Regions from separate parts of the Homo sapiens genome. Here region 2 is linked to region 1. A link is a contact called in ENCODE Hi-C data. All regions are on one chromosome and are shown on one strand. The core of a region is the stretch at or near the end of the contact, and the rest is flanking DNA. Distances in the headings are between cores, read along the strand shown.

Evidence for each region. A loop is a pair of places that touch in the nucleus more often than their neighbours do. Pooled maps may share reads with other maps.
Region 2: a loop to region 1 is called in a pooled map, with 2.0 times the contacts of the local background. The contact joins the enhancer-like site here to the promoter of AFG1L in region 1. A Hi-C loop is called at or near these places in 1 of 50 pooled maps.

The regions. Positions count from the first base shown.
Region 1 is chr6:108,291,953-108,297,642 of GRCh38, reverse strand. It overlaps AFG1L (AFG1 like ATPase), which reads right to left and starts at 2,589. Exons shown (of 13, transcript NM_145315.5): 1 at 2,425-2,589. The coding sequence starts at 2,563. It also overlaps the pseudogene RNU6-1144P. RefSeq lists an enhancer at 2,248-2,737.
Region 2 is chr6:109,078,542-109,084,089 of GRCh38, reverse strand. The region is part of intron 1 of SESN1 (sestrin 1); the gene reads left to right. Among named protein-coding and RNA genes, the nearest start is that of SESN1, 14 kb to the left of the region's middle. Within about 2 kb of position 3,894, at least 12 of the 41 ENCODE cell types and tissues checked have a DNase peak (open chromatin) inside an H3K27ac peak, as active enhancers do.

The DNA of each region.
Region 1 (5,690 bases), core at 1,340-3,839:
GCTCAAGTGATCCTACTCCCTCAGGCTTCCAAAGTGCCAGGATTACAGGTGTGAGCCACCACACCCAGCCACATTACACTGTACTAAATAGTAGACTTCAAAAGATGAAAAATGAAGGTAAAATAGAAATGTACCCCCCCAAAAAAACAGGAAAGGGATAGAAAATCGATTTGTAAATCAGACTCTGAATACTGAACAAAATTTCAACTAAAATTTTCCTTTTATTTAAAGATGGGGGCAGGGCACCATGGCTCACGCCTGTAATCCCAGCATTTTGGGGGGCCGAGGCTCCGGATCACCTGAGGTCAGGAGTTTGAGACCAGCCTGCCCAACATGGTGAAACCCCATCTCTACTAAAAATACAAAAACTAGCCAGGCGTGGTGGTGGGTGCCTGTGATCTCAGCTACTAGGGAGGCTGAGGCAGGGAGAATTGCTTGAATCCAGGAGGTGGAGGTTGCAGTGAGCCGAGATTGTACCATTGCACTCCAGTCTGGGAGACAGAGCAAGGCTCTATCTCAAAAAAATAAATAAATAAACAAAATAAAAATAAAGAGGGGAAGGGAGCGTCCTTAGATACAATTAAATGGACCTCTAACCTAACTGCATTTTCATCAAATCTTCACACCCAGAATTGGCTAAATTTTGTGTATTGGAGAAAGTGTGAGTATAGATTAATAGCACAGCCTTCACTTGAATCCAGTTCTGACACTTACTAGCCATATAACTTCAGCAACCTTGGATTCATGATCTCCAAAATGAGGATAATGAGGAATAATAAGATAATGTATGTAGAAAGTACTTAGTATATTGTATGACACAGAATAAGCATTCAGTGAATTTTATATGTTATAATGATGCTCCTTAAATCTTTAATGTTCATAAATCATGGTATATACATAGAATGGAATACTATTTTTAAAACTTAAAACACGAGGCAGTTCTATTCATATGAAATTGATATGGTATTGATATGGAATGATCTCCAAGCTACTAAATTTAAAAAGAAATTAACAATTAACAGAATTAACTGCTGTATACACAAAACAATGTGTACAGCATGTTACTACTTCTATTTTTTTAATACCATTATCTATATATGTATATGCTTATACATACACAGAATATATCTGGAAGAATACATAAGAAACTAGTATCACAGATTGCCTCTGAGGAGAAAAACTAAGCAGCTAAGGGATAGGGATAGAAAAAAGCCTTACATTTTGCCATATTCTTTCTTGCACCTGTTGAAATTTATAGCATTTGCTTTTATTGACTACCAAAAATGAAAAATAAAATTTATATTATAATCCACAGCTTACACTACCAGAATATTCCATTATATCTTTATTTATTTATTTACTTTTAACGACTACTCCAGCAGATCAGGGCTACCCCCAGGCAGTGTGTGGAGCCTATTCCATTATACTAAATGCATTATGCTAATCTTTGCAGAAAGACGTAAGGTGACCTAATCAAAGTTCTAGTATTAATTTCAACTGCATTGATGATAAGGGTCAAAGATTGTCATATTTTTAGCTAAATTAATAAATAATCTATTAAGGTATATACCTTATTAAGGTCTATCAATCTATTAAGGTATATTACAGGGGTTGCTTGGATTTGAGAAAAAGGAAAACGAGTATGTGGATGAGGGAGACAAGGAGAATAATTTCATTCATTCATTCACTCAAAAATCATATTTGCACGTCAAGTACCAATCATTGCGCTAAGTGCTTAGGAAACAATGACACAATGTCCTTGCCTTTGAAAATCGTGCAGTTTAGTGCGAATACATGAATAGAGCAGTAAAACTGGCACTCTTGGTTACTCAGAATATACATTCATTCATTCATTCATGAACATATAACTGAATGAAGGAAGCCAGGGAGAAAGAAAGCCCGGTGACAAAATAATTCCACTGAAGCCCCTAGTGACTTGAAAAGAACACCAAGAATCGATCCCTCAATCTGAGAATGTGTGTGGACCTTCCTTCCTAGAATCACGAGAGACATCAGGGCCTGCAGAGGTCCCAGGCGCGGCTCTTCCTCCAGTGCCCGTCAGTCACCAGCCCCGAGAGCTTGGAAAACGCAGAGGGTAGGGGTCCCCAGGCCCCAACCCCACACCTGCATCTCTTCAAGCCAGGCACTCCCACTAGGTTCAGCTCTCTAAACGTCCCGGAAGGAACAAACTCTGAGTCAACCTCTGACCCTCAAAATGAAAGTCACTCAGGGTCATTTCCCTCAGTGCTCAGGGCTCATTCACAGACAGTATAAAAGGTCAAGAGAAATGGAAACTCCTCTCGAGGAGCCCTCAGCTTCGTGAAAGCAGGAGACACCTGGGGTAGATCGGACAGGGAGGGTAATCCCAGAGGCTTCTCCAGTCATATGCAGTCGGCTCGGACTACTCATGGCACAGTCACTGACCTTTCCAAAAGGGCTTCCCAGGGGCGGTGGCCAGAGGAGCGAGAGCGGCGGCCCAGGCCCCGCACCCAACACATCTCCCTCTCAGCGGGCTCTGTGCTAAGGGGCGCAGGGTAACCAAGAGCGACCAGGAGGCCGCCATCTTGAACTCCGTACGAGGAGAGGAAGAGGAAAACTTTATTGGAACCCAGAAGAGAGACGGTGGCAAAGTCAAACCCCGCCGTGCACGCTGAAGGCTCCACCCGAGAGAACCAAGGGATCAGTTAGGGAACGTGACCTCCAGTAGCCACATGGGCGGGCTGCACTCCCGTGCCCTCCCGTCCTTCCGGACGCTGCCAGCCGGGACTACGACTCCCAGCATGCAGTGGGGTGGGGCGGGGTGGAACGGAACAGGCAGCTCCAGTCTGGGCAGTGGGAGGGAGGGCGATTCTCCGCCCGGCGCTGGCGGCCGGCCGAGGAACCCGAAGTTTTCAAGGAATTGGGAAGTGATTATGACGGGTAGGCAGGTAACCACTCTTGAGCCTTTTAAGTTAGCTCACATGACCGAGATTCCGAAACCTGAATAAAATGGAGGTGACCCAATGGGCCCTCGGGTTTTAACGGAAGAGTGGTGTCACTTCGTCACACCTCCCTAAATGGTAGGCCCATTTTTTATTTTATCTCCAGCGTCCAACTCATCTTTGACGAGTACCTGAAATGTGCGCCTACCGCTTTCCCTTTTCGTATTTGAATAATATAAATGGTACGCACTCAAATGTTTTGAAAGATTGTATAAGTGGCATGGGAAAGCCAAGGGCCTAAGAAGGACTGTCGGTGGACGGAGAAGTCATGGGACAGTGTATCCGAAGGGTAACTTCTCATTGATCTGCCCTAATTTGATTAAACAATAAATGCTTTGACATACTATAATAAGCGAATTAGGAGTACAAATTGCTGTCCAGAAGAGGCTGGCAATCCAGTAAGCGAGATGAATTCCAGAAAAGATAATACAGGCCGGGCTAGGTGGCTCATGCCTGGGAGGCCCAGGCAGGAGAATCGCTTGAGCCCGGGAGTTTGAGACCAGTCTGGGCAACATAGCGAGATCCTGTCTCTGCAAAAAATACAAAACTGGGCATGGTGGCCTGTGCCCTGTAGTCCTAGTTACTAGGGAGGCCGAGGTGGGGGTTGCGTCCAGGAGGTGGAGGCTGTAGTGAGCTGGGATTGTGCCACTGCACTCCTGCCTGGGAGACAGAGTGAGTCCCTGTCTCAAAAAAACAAAAAAAAAACAAAAAAAAAAAAAAAAAGAGAAGGCCCGGCGCGGTGGCTCACGCCTGTAATCCTAGCACTTTAGGAGGCTGAGGCAGGCGTATCACCTGAGGTCAGGAGTTCAAGACCAGCCTAGCCAACATGGTGAAACCCTGTCTCTACTAAAATACAAAAATTAGCCGGCATGATGGCAGGTGCCTATAATCCCAGCTACTTGGGAGGCGGAGGCAGGGAGAATCGCTTGAATCCGGGAGAGGGTGGCTGCAGTGAGTCGAGATCGTGCCACTGCACTCCAGCCTGGGCAGCTGAGCGAGACTCTGTCTCAAAAAAAGAAAAGAGAAGAGGAGGGGAGGGGAAGGGGGAGTGAAGGGGAGGGGAAGGGGGAGTGAAGGGGAGGGGAAGGGGGAAGGGGGAGGGAACAAAATACAAAGACTTTTAGAATAAATTTTTTTAAAAATAAAGATAATTCAGTGTTGTGGAATCAATGAGAGAGCAGTTTGGCTGGTAAATCAAAAAGGCCTTCTAAAAACTCAACTTTTGTTTTTTTGTTTTTTGTTTTTTTTTTTTTAAGAGAAGTGGCCTCACTATGTTGCCCAGGCCCAAGTGCTGTGGCTATTCACAGACTCCATCATTGTGCATAGTAGCCTTGAACACCTGAACTTACATGATCCTCCTGCTTCAGCCTCCCCAGTAGCTGGGACTACAGGTGCCAACCACCATCCCAAGCTTTAAAGCTTTTTTTTTTTTAATTTTTAAAAACATGGACTACTTCACGAATTTGTGTGTCATCCTTGCGCAGAGATCATGCTAAAAGATAATTCAGTGTTGTGGAATCAATGAGAGAGCAGTTTGGCTGGTAAATCAAAAAGGCCTTCTAAAAACTCAACTTTTGTTTTTTTGTTTTTTGTTTTTTTTTTTTTTAAGAGAAGTGGCCTCACTATGTTGCCCAGGCCCAAGTGCTGTGGCTATTCACAGACTCCATCATTGTGCATAGTAGCCTTGAACACCTGAACTTACATGATCCTCCTGCTTCAGCCTCCCCAGTAGCTGGGACTACAGGTGCCAACCACCATCCCAAGCTTTAAAGCTTTTTTTTTTTTAATTTTTAAAAACATGGACTACTTCACGAATTTGTGTGTCATCCTTGCGCAGAGATCATGCTAATCTCTGTATCGTTCCAATTTTAATATATGTGCTGCCAAAGCAAGCACTACAAGCTTAACTTTTAAGAGATAAAGACCTTCCAAGAACAGGGAATACAGTGAAGTCAGGCAGGCAAGAAAGTCTGGAGTATAGGAAGGAGAAACTTCAGTTGTGTGAAAACAAATGAAAAGACTACACTAAGAAGAACTCTAGGAAGTCAGACAGTTGGTCCACACTAGAAGAGGGATTCCAAAGAAACAAGAAAGAGAAAGTGTAGCACGGTATAATAATTTAGAGACGTCTCTACCAACTTGGTCAAATCATTCATGGAAAAAATTATTTTGATTGTATCTGTCAAAATAAGCCAATTTACACGTACTATTTATCTTCTCTCTGTAATTCCACTGCCTGACATGACAAACTGTTCTTCCATACTATGGTGATTTTTTTTTTATTTTGTTGCTAATTTTTGGTGTGACACTTTGTGAAAGACCTTTTGAAAAATCTGATTGTTTCTCCCTTGACTTGCATATGTATTTATCACACTCAAAAGACTCTCAGAGAGTATTTAGATTTCATTATGTTTGCTCCGAAAAATCACTTGCCTTGGCCAATGAAATTATCCTTTATTAGAAATTCCAACAGCTTAATAATTATGGAGGTGATATAAGCACTCATGGATAATTTGATGCCAAAGAAGACCTACAGGAAATTTTCACATGGTTGTGCAAGTAGAAACTTAGGAAATTAACTTTATTTTGTACAAATGTAAGCTAATTTAGAGGGAAATAACTTAGATTAACTTAATAACTTAGATTGTAATTGATGTATTCAATTATATTATAATTGATGTAGTCAAGAGAATGACCAGAAGACTAAGT
Region 2 (5,548 bases), core at 2,645-5,144, 790 kb before region 1:
ATATGCCTTGAAAAATTAAACATATGGGTAGGATAATTTTTACTTTTATTGTAATATTCAGTAAAGTGTAATTAGAATCTTTACCTTACTAAAAGTGAGCATTTACTGTTTTGATACCTCTGTGTTTGACAAGCACTGCACACTTGTCTTTAAATTTTACATGATTTCATTTTCTAGCTAGTTGGCAGGTGTTAGCTGTCTATAATTATAACTGAGTAATTTTTCAAATGCTATTCATAGCCTAAACACAGCAAGACATTCTTCCAATCATGTGATAAAAACTGAGCCTTGCAAAATAGTGGTAGAGTGATATGTTCAATGGTACCGAAGGACATATTTAAGAGAAGCCTTTCAAAAGTAAAAAGTAATTTAAATGTTAGGGAGACAGGTTTTCTCACAGTGTAAGATCTCTCAAAGTCATTGATAGTGATTATACCTCAAATTAAGATGTATCTACTTTCTCATTGAACAAGTTAAGGTATACATTGACTGACTTAAATTATAACATATGACCTTTGTTGATGACAGTCATTCTGAGTATGAAAAATTGAAATTTTGTTGAGACAATGTAAATTTTACCATTGAACCTAATGAATCATTTCTTCTCATTTCATTCATTAGATTTGTGTATGTGTGTGTATCTACTATCTGCCAAACCCTATGCTTATCTATTTTTTGACATGGGAAAGAAAAGGCTATGTATTTCACTTAAGTTTAATAAAGGTTATACTTTAAAAAACAAAAGAAACTTTTTATTTCTGATTTACTTTATTTCCTAACCATCTATTCTAAGTATCCACAGTCTCACTTTGACTAGAGATCTTACTTCAGAATGGTGTAAAGGTCATGTTGAATTTTCTTACTGGCCATGTGCTCATGAATAAATTAACCTCTACAGTCTCAGTTTCCTCATCTAGTAATTGACATTTTATTATCTCCCTTGTGGTATGGTTCTAAAAATTAAGAGATGACATTGGTAAACCATTTTGTAAACTTTAGTATACTGTACAAATTTAACTGTGAATAAACTCTTTGAACCTTTGTTTACTTATCTGTAAAATAATAATAATACTTCATACAGTGGGTTTGAGAATTATTTGAACGTGTAAAGCATGTAGAAGTAAACCTAACACATAGTAAGTGCACAACAAATATTGGTGATGATTGTGATGGTGATGATAATGATGCATTTGATCTAGATCTTCCATCTAATGAGTCAAACTTGAAACTGCCATTAGTTTAGAAATGGATACGCTTGATTTTTACGTGATTGACTTTCATACATCCCGCACTTTATCCACATGTATTGAAAATCCCTAATTGCCTTTTGTACATTAAATTCCATTTTAATACATCGTGTCATAGGGTACCACTGCCCCAGTGTAAGTGTTAGTAGTTGCCCAAAGTGACAGCAGATCTGGAGCAACCAGCCCTTCATTGGAGTCCAGCATCATTCTGGTATGCCAGCATGGCACCAGCAGGGAGAGGTTGCAGAGAGGCAGCTGCATGGATCATCCAGGTGATCAAGTGCACATGGAGAGACCCATGGCCAAAGTTTGTGCTTCAGTACCTGGACAGCATTGGAGGATAATGGTCAAGACCATGGGCTGTGAAGTTAGTCAGACCGGGTTTAAGTCCTGCTCTGCCAAACTGTGTGACTGGGCAAGTTACATAACCTCCTTAAGCCTCAGTTCCCTTACAGAGTTATGAGCAATGCTTACTGGAACCCAGTAAGCACTCAGTGAATGTGAGTACTTAGTATTCTATTCTGCCTCCTTCCTCTAGGGGAGGAGATAGGAAGTTGAGCCCTCTAGCACTATATGCCCTTAGAGCCCCCAAGTCTCCAGCCAACTGAGAAAGTTTTAAGCTACTTTAAAGGTTCATTGGTCCTAGGGGAAATAGTGCCTCTAGGAACTACAAGGATTTTATAAATATTGTTTTAGCTCTCTGGGAACTGGATTTCCCTTACACTGAGTTAGTCTCTTATTTCACTTATAAACATTTAAATTTCAACGTGTCTTCAGGGACACATAATATAGGAAAGCAAGTGATTGTTTGTATGCCGGTATTGCCAGTAAGCAACCGAATACTCTGCTCCTGGTTGATTCATGTCTAGTACTCCAAGCAAGTTATCTACTACAGAAGTTTCTTTCCTTGACGGTTTAATGAGGACATTAGAGCTGCCCTATCAGTGTTTCTACTGTGCTTCCCCCAATGGGAGCTTGACATACTAAGCAGAAAGTCTTCAAAACAGTGCTTTCTGTATCAGACAGCCTGATATAATTTAGAAGAAAGGAACTAAGCAAGGTTGAATTTGCTTGGTAATATCTGGCAGGTGTCTTTGGGGCTCCTGCTGAGCTCCCAATGCCTGCCTAGTTTATCTTCTGTGAATTGGGGTGGATGGGAGGGGAGGGGCAGAGGTGGCACCAGACTTTCCTGTCTGCTTTAAAATGTGCCATGGGATTGGAATCAAGTTGTCTTAAAGAGCCATTAGCAGTCTGTATGCTTTTGAAAACAAGAAGAAAAGGCATTCTGTATGCCACACCTAACCCTTAGCCCTTTTCATGTAATAATTCATTCAACCTTCCCAACATTGTATGAGTAGATATTTTTATTCCCATTTTATCTGTCAAGAAAAAACAAGGCCCAGATGGGTTAAAAACTTGCCCAAGTTATCATAGCTAATGCAAGTTGAATATGTCTTATCCAAAATGCTTAAGACCAGGCTGGGCACCATGACTCACACCTGTGATCCCAGGGTTTTGTTGGATTGCTTGAGCCCAGAGTTCAACACCTGCTTGGGCAACATAGTGAGACCTCATCTCTACAAAAAATACAAACATTAGCTGGGCATGGTGATGCATGCCTGTGGTCCCAGTTCCTTGGGAGGTAAAGTAGGAGGATTGCTTGAGCCCAGGAGGTCAAGGCTGCAGTAAGTCAAGATTGCACCACTGCACTCCAGCCTGGGCAACAGAGGGAGGCCTTGTTTCAAAACAGAACAAAATGCTTGGGACGAGAAGTGTTTCAGATTTCAGATTTTTTTTTTTTGGATTTTGGAATATTTGCATATGTATAATGAGATATCTTCGGGATGTAACCCAAATCTAAACACAAAATATATCTGTTTTATATATACCTTATCACATAATCTGAAGGTAATTTTTATGCAATACTTGGAATAATTTTGTGCATGAAATAGTCTGTATTAAGTACTTGTGTGTGGAATTTTTCTACTTGGGGTGTCGTGTCAGTTCTCAAAATGTTTCAGACTTTGGAGCATTTGGGATTTGGGATTTTTGGATTAGGGATGCTCAGTCTGTAAGAGGAGGAGTCAGGTTTAAAACCCAGGCTGTGAGACTCAAGAGTCTGTGCTTTCCAACATTATACCTCATTATCTGAATAAAAATTTAACGTTAAGATTCCTAACAGTAAAAATATATTACTTTCTTTCCCAAATTGTTTTCCTTCAAGGTAAAACTTAAAACTTTTCTAGGGGAAACCACATTCTCAGATGTTATTAAGTTGCATATCAAGTTCTTATTTAAACCTTGACCCATGTTGAAACTGATTTGAACCCTACTGAATCTTCATGTTTCACTGTGGTGTATAATTTTCATTATGTTGTCATTATAAAAGTTGCCTGATCGCAAGGATTCTATGGACTGAGATCCTGGAAATATGGTGTATAAAAGGCTTATTTTTATATTAAGAGATTCCTAGTAAGATGATTTATTTAATGCACTACCTAAAAGAAAATTTGGTATATTTCCATGAGCAATAGACTCAAGATTAGCTTTGAAAGTTAAAAGAGCATTCTCCTAGCTAGTTCATTGTTGCCATGACAGTGCTGGCAGTGCAAGTGTTGTAGTAACTCCTTGCAATGATCTTATTTTAGACCCTAACGTTTGCAGTGCTGAACGTCCCCTTCCCCGCCCCACAAGTAACTCTAGTGGAAAAGTACTGGTTTTATAACTGGCTTCTGGCTTTATAGCTGAAAGACTGCACTATTGTGGGCTTGAAAAAATAGTGTAGGAGTGTTGAGTATTTTTCCTGTGGATTATAAATGTTTGAAATCTCCCAAAATACGGTTTTGCATTACATATCATACAGCAAGTTGTTTATAGCTAAAAAGAAAAGGAGCCTCAATTGTCTTTAGAAATCAAGCCTAGGTTGTATAATTACATTGAGCTCATACAGAAATCATTCTCCCATTTGTATGCTCATGCATACTTCAGATTCAACTTATTCTTTTATTCAGTTATTATGGAAAATTATCATTAGAATCATAAAGGATTGTGTTTAAACAATGTAGAAAAGTACTTTTTTGCATCCCTTTCATAATTCAGCATTTATTTCATAAATTGTAACATTTTAGTCTTGATTTCTTAAAAAGCAAACTCACCTAAGTTATATAATGTTCAGAAATTACTCAATTTGAACTGGGTACCCGAACCAACATAATTGTTGAAGCATTTTTAACTTTGTTGCTTATATGTTTTAAATTAGATTTTAAAATACCTCATTGAGATTTTCTAATTGTAAATCCTATTATGACAGTACCATTAAGCACAAAATATTTGCAAATTTATAAGAGTAAATGCCATTTTTGTCCTTTTGCATACCATTTGTTAGGTCAGAGTTTTGATATGTGCGCTAAAAATCTGTTATAACATGATGAAACAAAATGATTTTGGCAACTGACCTTGTCAAGGAAGATGGAAAGTCTAACTGTTATACCTCATTAGTGACACCTGCTTTTTTCTTAAATACTACATTAAAGCTTAATTCATCTTCCTTAGGTGTTAAAGATTTAAACGTATCTTGCATGATTGGGCCTGTATTGAATATTAGAGTATGAATATCAGACAATCCCTTTTGTTTCTTTTTTTTTTTTTCAGTTTAGCACAGAAAAATAACTTTATAAGCAAAAATTTGACCCCAGGCTAGAATTGCATTTAGCCTTTCCACCAGGCAATGAGAATTTATCAGAAGTGTGTTTATTTTTATTCTCTTAGTGGTAATTATTCCGATAAAGAAATATCCAATTCCAGTCTACAATGGTCTTTGATGGCTCCCTCTTTGAATTTGGAAGTAGATATATAGTAATATATGAAGATTCAAACCTTGAGATAAATATTCTTTCATTTCATACAATATATTATTTTAATTGGTCAGAATGAGACTAAATTATGATTAGCTCCTTTCTCTTGTTAAAATACAGAATTACAGGGTTGTTATTTTTTTTCCTGAATCCCACAGCACCTCTATAGCAGACCTCCCTCTCCACCTAAGGCTGAAATAAATATGCTTTTTAAAGATAAGGTTAGAATTCATTTAAAATATTTCTTTATGTCTGACACTGTTTTGGCATTGTGGGGGATGTAAAAACAAAAGAAAACAACTATTGCCCTTAAGAATTTTGTAATGAAAATCGAAGAACAAATTAAGACTGGCTAAAAATGTGAAATTTTATGGTACTGTGTTGACAACAGTGCAGCTGTTGGTGGGACAGTGCATCATACAGCCAGACTTTCTAGAGGGCAGTTTG